Linked DNA regions of Homo sapiens: all the other regions are linked to region 1. Evidence: chromatin loops called from intact Hi-C (ENCODE). Cell type or tissue: GM12878. All regions are shown on one strand. Region 1 overlaps LOC101927200 (a long non-coding RNA gene). Region 2 overlaps TOX2 (TOX high mobility group box family member 2). Region 3 holds the start of LOC105372625 (a long non-coding RNA gene). Region 4 overlaps TOX2 (TOX high mobility group box family member 2).

Evidence for each region. A loop is a pair of places that touch in the nucleus more often than their neighbours do. Peaks named below come from ENCODE experiments on the same cell type or tissue, not always from the same donor. Only the 100,000 strongest peaks of a DNase experiment are listed, where the experiment ranks them.
Region 2: it touches region 1 in a loop (8-fold over the local background); 4 of 110 quality-filtered maps call a loop at or near these places.
Region 3: it touches region 1 in a loop (8-fold over the local background); 6 of 110 quality-filtered maps call a loop at or near these places.
Region 4: a loop joins it to region 1, with 6 times the contacts of the local background. A loop is called at or near these places in 20 of 110 quality-filtered maps.

What each region holds. Positions count from the first base shown.
Region 1 is chr20:43,750,446-43,752,945 of GRCh38, reverse strand. All of the region lies in intron 1 of LOC101927200 (a long non-coding RNA gene), which reads right to left. Among named protein-coding and RNA genes, the nearest start is that of GTSF1L, 25 kb to the right of the region's middle. RefSeq lists enhancers at 444-523, 1,024-1,093, 1,284-1,483. In GM12878, no CTCF peak of the experiment used is centred here; DNase peaks (open chromatin) are centred at 245 and 1,515; H3K4me3 peaks cover 1,367 bases; H3K27ac peaks cover 2,420 bases.
Region 2 is chr20:44,000,426-44,002,925 of GRCh38, reverse strand. All of the region lies in intron 2 of TOX2 (TOX high mobility group box family member 2), which reads right to left. Among named protein-coding and RNA genes, the nearest start is that of TOX2, 87 kb to the right of the region's middle. In GM12878, no CTCF peak of the experiment used is centred here; a DNase peak (open chromatin) is centred at 1,075.
Region 3 is chr20:43,823,666-43,826,165 of GRCh38, reverse strand. LOC105372625 (a long non-coding RNA gene) reads left to right here and starts at 1,241. Exons shown (of 3, transcript XR_936740.4): 1 at 1,241-1,446; 2 at 1,961-2,088. RefSeq lists an enhancer at 438-547. In GM12878, no CTCF peak of the experiment used is centred here; DNase peaks (open chromatin) are centred at 333 and 985; H3K27ac peaks cover 384 bases.
Region 4 is chr20:44,068,043-44,070,542 of GRCh38, reverse strand. TOX2 (TOX high mobility group box family member 2) reads right to left here. Exons shown (of 9, transcript NM_001098797.2): 9 at 927-1,893. The coding sequence ends at 1,857. Among named protein-coding and RNA genes, the nearest start is that of JPH2, 120 kb to the left of the region's middle. RefSeq lists an enhancer at 2,122-2,500. In GM12878, no CTCF peak of the experiment used is centred here; a DNase peak (open chromatin) is centred at 1,042; H3K4me3 peaks cover 967 bases; H3K27ac peaks cover 1,019 bases.

The DNA of each region.
Region 1 (2,500 bases):
CACAAGCACTTACATACTTGATGTCAGACATCCAAGGCAGGCGGTAGACGTGGGATGCTCAGGAGGATACGCCCCATGTGGCATCTGATCAAGTCTGGCTTAGGTGTAAGGACAACGTTCAGGACAAAAACTATGCCTTTCCCATTTTACCATTGAAGATGTCTTAGACAACCAATAAAGTGGACGGTGTAGGACCACAGCCCTGCACAGCGACGTTCTTGCATCACTCGGCTCAACCACAGGAAGTCTCACACCACTGAGTCTGACCACAGGAACGGGCAAATGAAAAGTCATGCAGCTATATGGGCAATGGAACTTCCCTGCCTCCAGTTCCTGGCCAGGAAGTGGGGGCTGGGTGGAGAAATCTGGAAGCTGCCTGCTTACCTACCAGGTCTCCACTCTGTTTTGCTATGAAGCCTCTAAGCCTTGATACCTGTTAATGGATGTATTTGTTGTGAGAAATAAATGAGATGGTGGGGTCAGTTTCCAAAGTTAACGACAGTTTGAATCAAACAGGCTTGGGCACACATGCCACCTCTGCCCCTTGCTCCCTGTGTGGCCTTGGGAAAATTACTTAGACCCTCTGCCCCTCAGAGGTGGGAATAATGTGAGAAGGAAATGAGTGCCTGCACTTGGCCCTCAGAAAGCCCCAATCCACGTTCAGCCCTGATACCAGCTTCACGAATGTTCCCTTGTAAGTCCCAGAGACAGGACTTCCTGAAGGGTCCAGGTGCCTTCAGGCCCCCTTGGGTCTGTGAGTACTGGACCACATGCATCCCCAGATTAGACCTCAAGGACTTGGAATCCCCACATCGGGCCACAGTGGATTTATGCATCTCCAGACAGGACCAAGGGACTCACGCATCCCCAGATTAAACCACTGACCCACAGGGCAAGGAACTAGGGTGGTTTGTTCTCAGTGGAGTCTGGAGAAGGAGATTTCGAGTCGCTAGACTTCATTGGTGGGGGCAGCAAATGGGGAGTGAAATAAACCAACACTCTTGGGGAACTCTAAAATGCTCAAAAGGAAACTAAAACCCAGGAGCTGAAGGTAACATCCAAAGTCACACCACCAGCAAAGGCCATAGAACAACAAAACTAGAGAAGTTCTTGGAGAGCATCTGGTCTAGCCCTTCATTTTCCAGATGAGGAAACTAAGGCCCAAAGAAAGGAGGAAGTTAACCTAAGCCACATGGTCCACTTGTGGCAAAGCCATCCCTCAGACTCAGATCCCAGATTTGAGGTCTGGCGTCCCCTCAATTCCCCAACACCAGCACCCACGTTGCACACCCTTCACCATCTAGCAGAGATCTCCCCAGGGCTGCCATGAGCTGCCCCATGACACTCCAAGGAGCTGGTACGAAACATTTTGTTTTGCACCTTGCCTGTGGTGACAGCTGCGTTAAACCGAATGTTCACAGTCATTATGCTCAGAAACTGAGCAAGAGTTCCATCTATTGGGGTTTCAGAATGAATCAGATTTCCAAACTCTCCTCTCTCCACCTCAGCGCATGTCTGTATATGGTAACCTTTCAAAAGTGAGTCTAATAATTAGTCATCTTGGCCTAGTTCAAGACAACAGTATGTTCTCCAATTTCACTTTGTTTTCAACAAGACAGCGATGCCAACGGTAATGTTCACTGTGGTTAAACACACTTCTCAGCTGGTCCCTGCAGGTGGCCAAGACAGCTCTGGTCCCCGCAGTTGCCCAGTGCTTCCCCACAGCTCTCTAACCAGGCTGTACCCTCTGCCCAGATCCACCCCCACCCCCAATATTGACACCAACTGTGTACCAGGCACTACATTAGATGCTTTGGGCTCATCATTACATGTTATCCTCTTTGCAAGATAGATGGTTCTCTTGTTGCCCCATTTGAAGATGGGAAATTTGAGAACCTGAGGGTACTGGTCCTTGTCTACTGCCCACACCCCAGGTCTAGCCAGTCCCTCTCTTCCTTCCTGCTCCAACCACACTCTTCTGCCAAGGCAGTGAGCTCATTTCCACCTCAGGGCCTTTGCACATGAGTTTCCTCTGTCTGAAACACTCTTCCCTCTGACTCCACCTGGTTCACTCCTTCTCACCCTCAGATCTCAATTCAAGCATAATTTCCTAAGGGAAGAATCCTTCACATCCTCAGGTTCCTAGAGCTCTTTTCATCCACACAGCACCCTATGAATCCCTCCTCCTTCAAGGCAGCTCCTATAAATTGTAATTTTATTTTAAATTTTTTGTAAAGATGGGGTCTTGCTATATCGCCCAGGCTGGTCTTGAACTCCTGGCCTCAAGCAACCCTCCCACCTTGGCCTCCCAAAGTGTTGCAATTACAAGTGTGAGCCACTGCGCTCAGCCTAACATGTAATTTTATATTTGAGGGATTATTTGCTGCTATCTGGCTCCTCCACACAGGCATGAATTCTAGGAGGGCAGGGACGCTGTCTGTGTTGCTCACCACTATATCTCCACACACAGAAGGGACACATGGTAAGGGTTTAGTTATCA
Region 2 (2,500 bases), 250 kb before region 1:
TGTTGGAGGTGGGGCTGAGCCAAAAGTGTTTGGGTCATGGGGCAGATCTTTCAGTAGTGGCTTGGGACCCTCCCTGTGGTAATGAGTGAGTTTTTGCTCTATTCATTCATGCAAGAGCTGGTTGTTTAAAGAGACTGGCACCTCTTCCCCTCTCTCTCTCTCATTCTCCTGCCGTGTGACATGCCTGCTCCCCCCTTCACCTTCTCCCAGGAGTAAAAGCTTCCTGAGGCCTCATCAAAAGCTGAGCAGATGTGGGTGCCATGCTGATACAGCCTGCAGAACCATGAGCCAATTAAACCTCTTTTCTTTGTAAAAGATCTAGTCTCAAGTATTCCTTTATAGCAATGCAAAACAGACTAAAACACCCTCTCTGTGCCTCAGTTTCCTCATGTGTGAGAAAGCAGGTAATGACAGTATGTATCTACAGGGCTGCTATAAAGAATAAATGAATCAATAACATGTAAGTTTCTCAGGGCAATGTTGAGCACACAGTGAGTGATGTCAGCGTTAGTTATTGCTATCCTTGCTGCCCTCATCTGGAGTTTCAGAGATGGTGGGGACTTCCCCAAGGACACAGAATAAGCAAACAGTAGCACACTGGGATATGGGGGACAGGGACACAAGCAAAAGGTAAGTAGAGTCAAAATGGTTGCAGGTGGTCATGAATATTATGATACTATGGGGGACACACACAAGGAATTGTATAGGGAGCATCAAAGGAGTAGAGTCTTGCCTTAGAATGGGCAGAGGGGTTGGGAAGGCTTCCTGGAGGTGGCGACTCTGAACTGGAAAGCTGGCAGTGGGACTCTACTTTCTGGGGTGATATGATATCTGTGGCTTATTGCCACCTAAAGGCAATCGGCCCCCAGCCCATCTTGGTGGTCAGGCTGAAGACACACATCACCCTGTGGTGCTCAGACCTGTGCTGTGTGAGTTAGGAACACTCATAAATGAGGATCCTGAGCCAGTGAGCTGCTGTTTACTTATTCTGTGTCTTTGGGGAAGTCCTTTAACTCTCTTGTCCTCAGTGCCTAGCACAGTGCACAGTAATGACTCATTACAACACAATAAATGGGCACGGGAAATGGGGGAATGTCCCAGGCTCTAGTTTCAAACCACAGCTCTCCTTCCCAGCATACTACACGCCCCTCAGCCACCTGCTGTTCATGTGTTTTGACCGACACCTCCCTCCCTGTCCCTCAGCACTGTTAAAATAGGTGCTGGCACAGAGCAGGTGCTGGCACAGAGAAGGTGCCCAGTGAATGCTAACTGACTGCTCAAGTCCATTCCTTTCAGTCAAAAAACAAAACTTCAATCCACTGGAACCGGCCCAATTGACCAGAAGCCTTTTGAAAAAATAAGCATATGCTGTATCAAAATATTGGAATCACACAATTATGACAATTCACTTAAAGAGGCAATTAGCACACTTAAAAATAACTAAGCACGCAAACATGAACATGCCTCTTCTGAATGCAATCAAATCCTACATGCATGACACTGAACACTAAACAACTTGTCCTGAGTACCTACTATGTGCCAGGCACTGAGCCCAGCATGTCCATGTACCTTCTCCATTTAGTTCATATGTGTTCTGTAGAGAAGTGATTATTATCTTCATTTTGCAGATGAGGGACATGGAGCTTAGAGAGTAGAGGTGTCACATAGCTAGTAGGTCCTGGTTGTGATTCAGACCCTGGTCTTGTGACTCCAAACCCAGCATTTTCCTACAGTAGAATTGGCCGTTCCATGGTGCCTAATTTTCTCTCTACCACTGGCATCCTCATGAAAATATAGAAAGAGATGCTAAGTCGTAAGAGCTTTGCCAGTTAAAAATATTAGTAAAATCTTACAGGAAATCTGCAAAGAGTTACCTCTTCATTTCCACTCGTTCTTTCTTAAACCCACTCCAATCATGTTTTCATCCCACTTCCACCAAAACTGCTTGGGAAGGTCATCAATGACCTCCATCTTCCTAAATCCAGTGGCCAATGCTCAGTCTTCATCTGGCCTTCATCTTGACCTTATCAGTGGAATTTGATATAATTAGTTCATCCTCCTCCCTGGGAACAAACTTCTTCACTTGGCTTCTGGGACACCAGAGATATTGGTCCTTCAACATCACAGGCCATTTCTTCTGTCCATGGCCAACATCACAGGCCATTCTGTATGTCCTTTGTTGGTTCCCATTCTTCTCCTTAATCTATTGATGATGACATTCCCAGAGCTCAGATCTTATACCCTCCTCTAAACACACTCACTCCCTGGTGCTCTCATCCAGACTCATGGCATTATGGACCATCTGTATGCTGCTGAGCTCCAGTTCTTACCACCGAGCCAGACCTTCCCCTGAAATGCTGACTCATATAGCCCACTGTTATTTGTCCTTCCCTTTGGATGTTAATTGATACCTCAAACAACTTAACACATTTAAGAGAGAACCTACCCCTCCCACAGTCTTCTCCACCTCAGCTAATGGCCACTCCATCCTTCTGGTTGC
Region 3 (2,500 bases), 73 kb before region 1:
GCCAAGCATTTAATTGACTTTTAAAAGAATAGCTACAGCAAGCTAATTAAATATTACGTTAGGATATGTGTTAATTGATATTTAATGAGGATGTCAATTGATGTCTAACTAGCCAATATGTCTCTTAAAATATGTCAATTAGGTACCCAAAGATCCTTTTCAAAGGGAATAGGAGTTAAACACATTTTGGATGTAATTTGTTAATTTTTCATAATAACAAATCACAACCCTCCCTGCTGACTTTCTCTGGATCGTAGAGCCATTTGTGAGCCACCTTGCCTGGTCTGGAAACAGGAAACACTGCCTGTTCCACATGAACACTCCCCGCAAATTTGCACATGTGGTAGCATAGAGAGAGAACTGCGCGTGCCCGAGGACTTTCCAGACCTCCCCTTTCCTTCCACCAATCATCCGCTAATCCCAGAATCTACCCCCTCAACCTTTTTTAATGAAATGACTGAAAGCCAGCACAGGGAGACAGATTTGAGCCGGACTCCTGTCTCCTTGTTAGTCGACTTAAAAAGCTTTTTGTTTCTCAAAAACCCAGTGTCATAGTATTGGCTTCTAGTGCATTGGGCAGCAAGCTCCTTTGGCTTGGTAACAAACACAATAGCCTAAGTGCCTCCATGAAAGTGATCTGGAATTCACTCCTGTAGCCAGGTCTGCTCCACCACCTATCACTCCCCAGGATGGAGGGAGAGTGCAGGGGGAGAGCAGGAAGTTTGAGGCAATGGCCTCAGTGAGCATGACCCTAATAACTCTAGGGCTACAGCATTTTAAGGTCCCACTGACACCACTGCAGGATAATCAAGTAAGACAGCTTCTAGAACAGCCTTTGTGCAGACCATGGATCACTGTAAGATGCTACCTGTCCTCACAAATAATTAGACAGCTCATGGTGTCATGAGAAAGGGCTAATCAGGTTTTCATGAGATCTCAGAGGAATGGGACAGAGTCAGAACAGCCATGTGGTCACGAGCATGGGTTTCAGAATCAGACAGGGCAAAGTTCAAGTTCTAGATCTTGCTAGCTAAATGCCCTTGAGCACCTTTCTCAACCTCTCAGAGGAAGCCGGAAAATAGACATTAAGTCAGTTTGTCCCACCCTCTCTGCTGGCAGAGGTCAGAGATAAAACAGAAGGGTGGCTTCAGCTTGCCCAATATCAAGTGAAGATCCCAATCAGCAAAGAGCTCAGCACTTAGGATCAATCAGCAAAGAGCCTGGCTCCTCTCGCTTCCAAGTAGAAGGGAAAACCATCAGCAGCTCCAGCCGCTGTTCTAGGAAATGGTTATTCAGTTACCAATAACAACAGTTGCTATGGAGACAGGCGGTCCAGCCCGCCAGCCTGGAATTGCTCTTAGGCCAGGGCCAGATTAGCCACCTCCACACCCTTTCCAAACCAAGTGGCAGCCTGAGCCCCAGTTCTCCTTCAATTACCTGATCAAGGTGTTTTTCCACTTGATTTTTCCTTCTTCTTCCTATAAGAAGGTCCCTCTATTTGAAAGTTAGTTGAGATACAGGGCAAAGGCATTGAAAGTCTTGTGGACTGTGCAATCCCTAAGTCTTTGTAAAGTCTGAGGACAGCTTATGTTGGGGTGGGGTGGTAAACGAAACAGCTGTGTTTTTGCTCAGGGCTGTAGCAGCACCAGTGAATCCAGAACCTCTTGAGAGGTCTGTGTTGGGGGTCAGGCTCCATGCAGAGGCCAGGGGCAGACTGGGATGTTTTCGGATGCACGGCTGGAGATAGCGCACCAGGAAGGATGGTGAGGGCCACACTTAGAGAGCACTCGGTTTCCCCAAGCCCTTCAATACTGCTCCTCTAGAATAGGTGGCTAAATTAGAAAATACATCAGAATGTTAGTGGTGAAAGGAACCAGAGATAAGTGCTCTTCACAGCGAAGAAACTGAAACCCTTCAAGGGGATGGGACTTAACCACAGTGACCCCAATCTCATACCCAGGAATCTCAACTCCCAGTGTGAGTTTTTCCCACCACAGCGTGAATCCAGGTTGTTCCTGCAATGTTATGCAATGTGAGTGGAGCTTTCTAACAATAAGAGCACCATCTATGGTCTGGCTGTCTGCTGAGGTAGGTAGTGAGTTCCCCGTCACTGGAGGTATACAAGCAGAGGTCAGATGACCTTTGGGCAGAGTGTTTTAGAGAGGGTTTCAGTCTTGGGAGGCAGTCAGGACTGGATGACCTCAGATCCTGCATTGTGTGGACTCCATTAATTCGACAGTGAATAGAGGTGTCTCCACTCATGATCCAGATCCAGTCCAAACAAATGATCCAGAATTGCTTCAAACAGCAGCATCCAGTTCAGCTATCTGTCCAGGAGCCTGCGCGAGGCCTGGCTAGAGGGCTACTCAAAAACCTACCAAAAGAGCACCCACATGTGAGAGATGGAGGCAGGGAGGAAAACAAGAGCTTTTCCTAAAGTCCCAGTGGGAAAAAGACACAGACAGAAGGCCAACCCAATAGTGCTCATGGTCTTATGTCA
Region 4 (2,500 bases), 320 kb before region 1:
TGCGTGGATCCCAGTGATGCTGTTTTCACAAACATGGAAGCAAGAGTTGAATATTAAACTGTCTAAGCCGTCGTGTTACTGACAAGCCCCACATAGAAAAGGAAATTGTAACCACATGAAATATTTATGCTGCACATTGCGGTGCTGCTGCTGACGGGACGGCAGGTGGCTGGTTTGGGGTTATTTTATTTTTCTAAAGTGGATTACAAAATGCCCTCCAGTGGGGAAACTGCACCCCACTCCTGGGCTGTCATCTGGAAGGAGGGGGTTTACCGTGATTGGAGAGTGAGAGGCTGGGAGAGCTGTCCTGAGTGTGGGGGCTCCTCTGTCTCGGTCCCGAGCCTGGCTGGGAGCGGGGGCACCTGTCCCCACCTCAAAATGGCTGCATCACAGGGTGCAAGAGTTGCAGCCTCCCACCAGGCAATTGGTATTTTTCCAGATGTAGTTAAAACAGTCAACTATTATTTGCCTTTTGTTGTTGTTTGCTGTCGTTGTTAGTATCACCATCTAACATCTGCTGGGAAATCTGGTTTAAAGAATTCCCTGTCTGGGATGCTTCCTACACTCAGGTTTGAAAAACCCCTTGGCCTCCTCCCTGGATTCCCACTGCTCACCTCCACAAGCCTGGGTGGCCCCATCCTCCAGAGGAAGGGCTCGCCACTGTCACCAGCTGATGCAAGTTCCTGTGTGGCGGCGTTCTTGCCCACACCCCTTCTCATCGTCGCAAGAGCCCTACGGGTCTGACCACTGTTACCCCCTTAGAGGGCAAGACTGAGGTCAGAGTGGTCCCATCACCCACACACAAACCCACATGGGCTGGTAAAGGTCAGGCAAGACTTTGACCCGTGTCCGTCTGGCCCGAGGGGCTCTATGCCACTTTAGGGGGTTCAACCCTGGCTCACCAAGGGCAAGGAGACACAGACTTGTTTTCAGCTTTTCAGAAGTTTTATTATAAAGAGATTTGAGAGAAGCACTGGGCACCAAGACAGACACTCGCCAGGGCCAGGAAACAGCTGCAAACGACGTCAAGAACCCAAACCCAAACGAAACCCCAAAACCACACACACGGTAGGATAAGCTGTAACTTCGTTCTCAAGGTTTCTTCATAAATAGACAAAAGTCGTCGCCGGCAATTTAAAATAGATGAATACATGATTAAAAGGAGAGCAGTGCTCCGGGGTGGCTAGCAAGCGTCCGGTCCTTGCTGTGAGGATGACGAAACGGTTTGGCAGCCGCTTTTGTGCGCGTCTCCCTTAAGATAAAACTTAAAAATGTGCTAAGGATCATATAAAATGCTTTTTACCTTAAAGGAAACTACTTTTTTCCCCCACAAAATAGTCTTACAGATGTCTTCAGCACAGTTCTAAAACACGTAGTCAACTACTTACACGGAACCAACAGTTTCTAGGTTTCGTAATCTTTTGTTCACACTGGAAAACCGATGTGCACATCTATGCCGGGGGCCGGCCCTCTGGCCCATGCATCTGGGGTGGGTGTCCGTTGGTAAGCGACCCCGCCAGGGGCGGCCCACCTGGGCTGGGGCTGGAGCTGGGGCCGGGTGTCCAGACATAGGGTACCGTGCGCAGGGCGAGGACAGGGTCCACAGTTACCCTGGAGCAAGCAGGTCAGCGGGCGGAAGGTTCCTGCAGGTTCTTTGGGCTGGTGGTGGGCAGTGGGCTGCCTCTGCAGAGTCTGGTGGGAGGTTGAGGAAGAGACTCAGCCCCCGGGCAATGGGTGTGTCACTGCTCTCTCCGATGGGCCACCCTGCCTCTGGCCAGGGCCTCTTTTCTGCTGTCAGCCCTTCAGGCTCTGAGCAGTGCCTTCCAGCGAGCCTCAGGGATGGTAGGGAGGCGGGATTAGGTGAGGTAGAGCGATTTGTCCCTGGGGAGCAGGCTGTGAGAGAGAGGAGGGGCTGTCAAAGCTGTTGGGTACCTCTCCGGGCCAGGGGAGCACCAGGACCCCTGCACTGTACGCCCCACCCCCACCCCTGGATTCAGCTGCCCCTCTGTGGCTGAATGAGGGACTTGCATCTGCAAGTCCCACCCCCACCCACCTCTACACCAAGCAGAACCAAACCCCTCCCGGAAACCCAGCAGGGGACCACCCGGTCCTCAGCTCTGGGTGAAAGGGCAGTAGCGTGTCTGTCTTTCATCGAGGCGCACGCCGATGTCACCATTGCTCTCACATGGGTTTTTAATCACAGGAATTTGTAAATCTCAAACTGAATTAAGGGAGGACAGGTGCTTTTTATGTTTTTAAAATACGGCCCTGCTGGGGTCTGACCTCCATGCTGGATGTGATGGGCAAGCCTCAGGAGGCTTGGACATTGTGTGACACTCCCCTACATACCCTAAGTATTCTGACTTTTGAGAAGGAAACTTAGGGACAGGAAAGGGCTGGGGTAGGAGGGTCTGCACCTGCTTGGGGTGCAGGGAAGGGATTCTTGCTGAGCTGAGTCCACCCACCCATGTAGAATCTCACTTCAGGCATGTCAGAAATG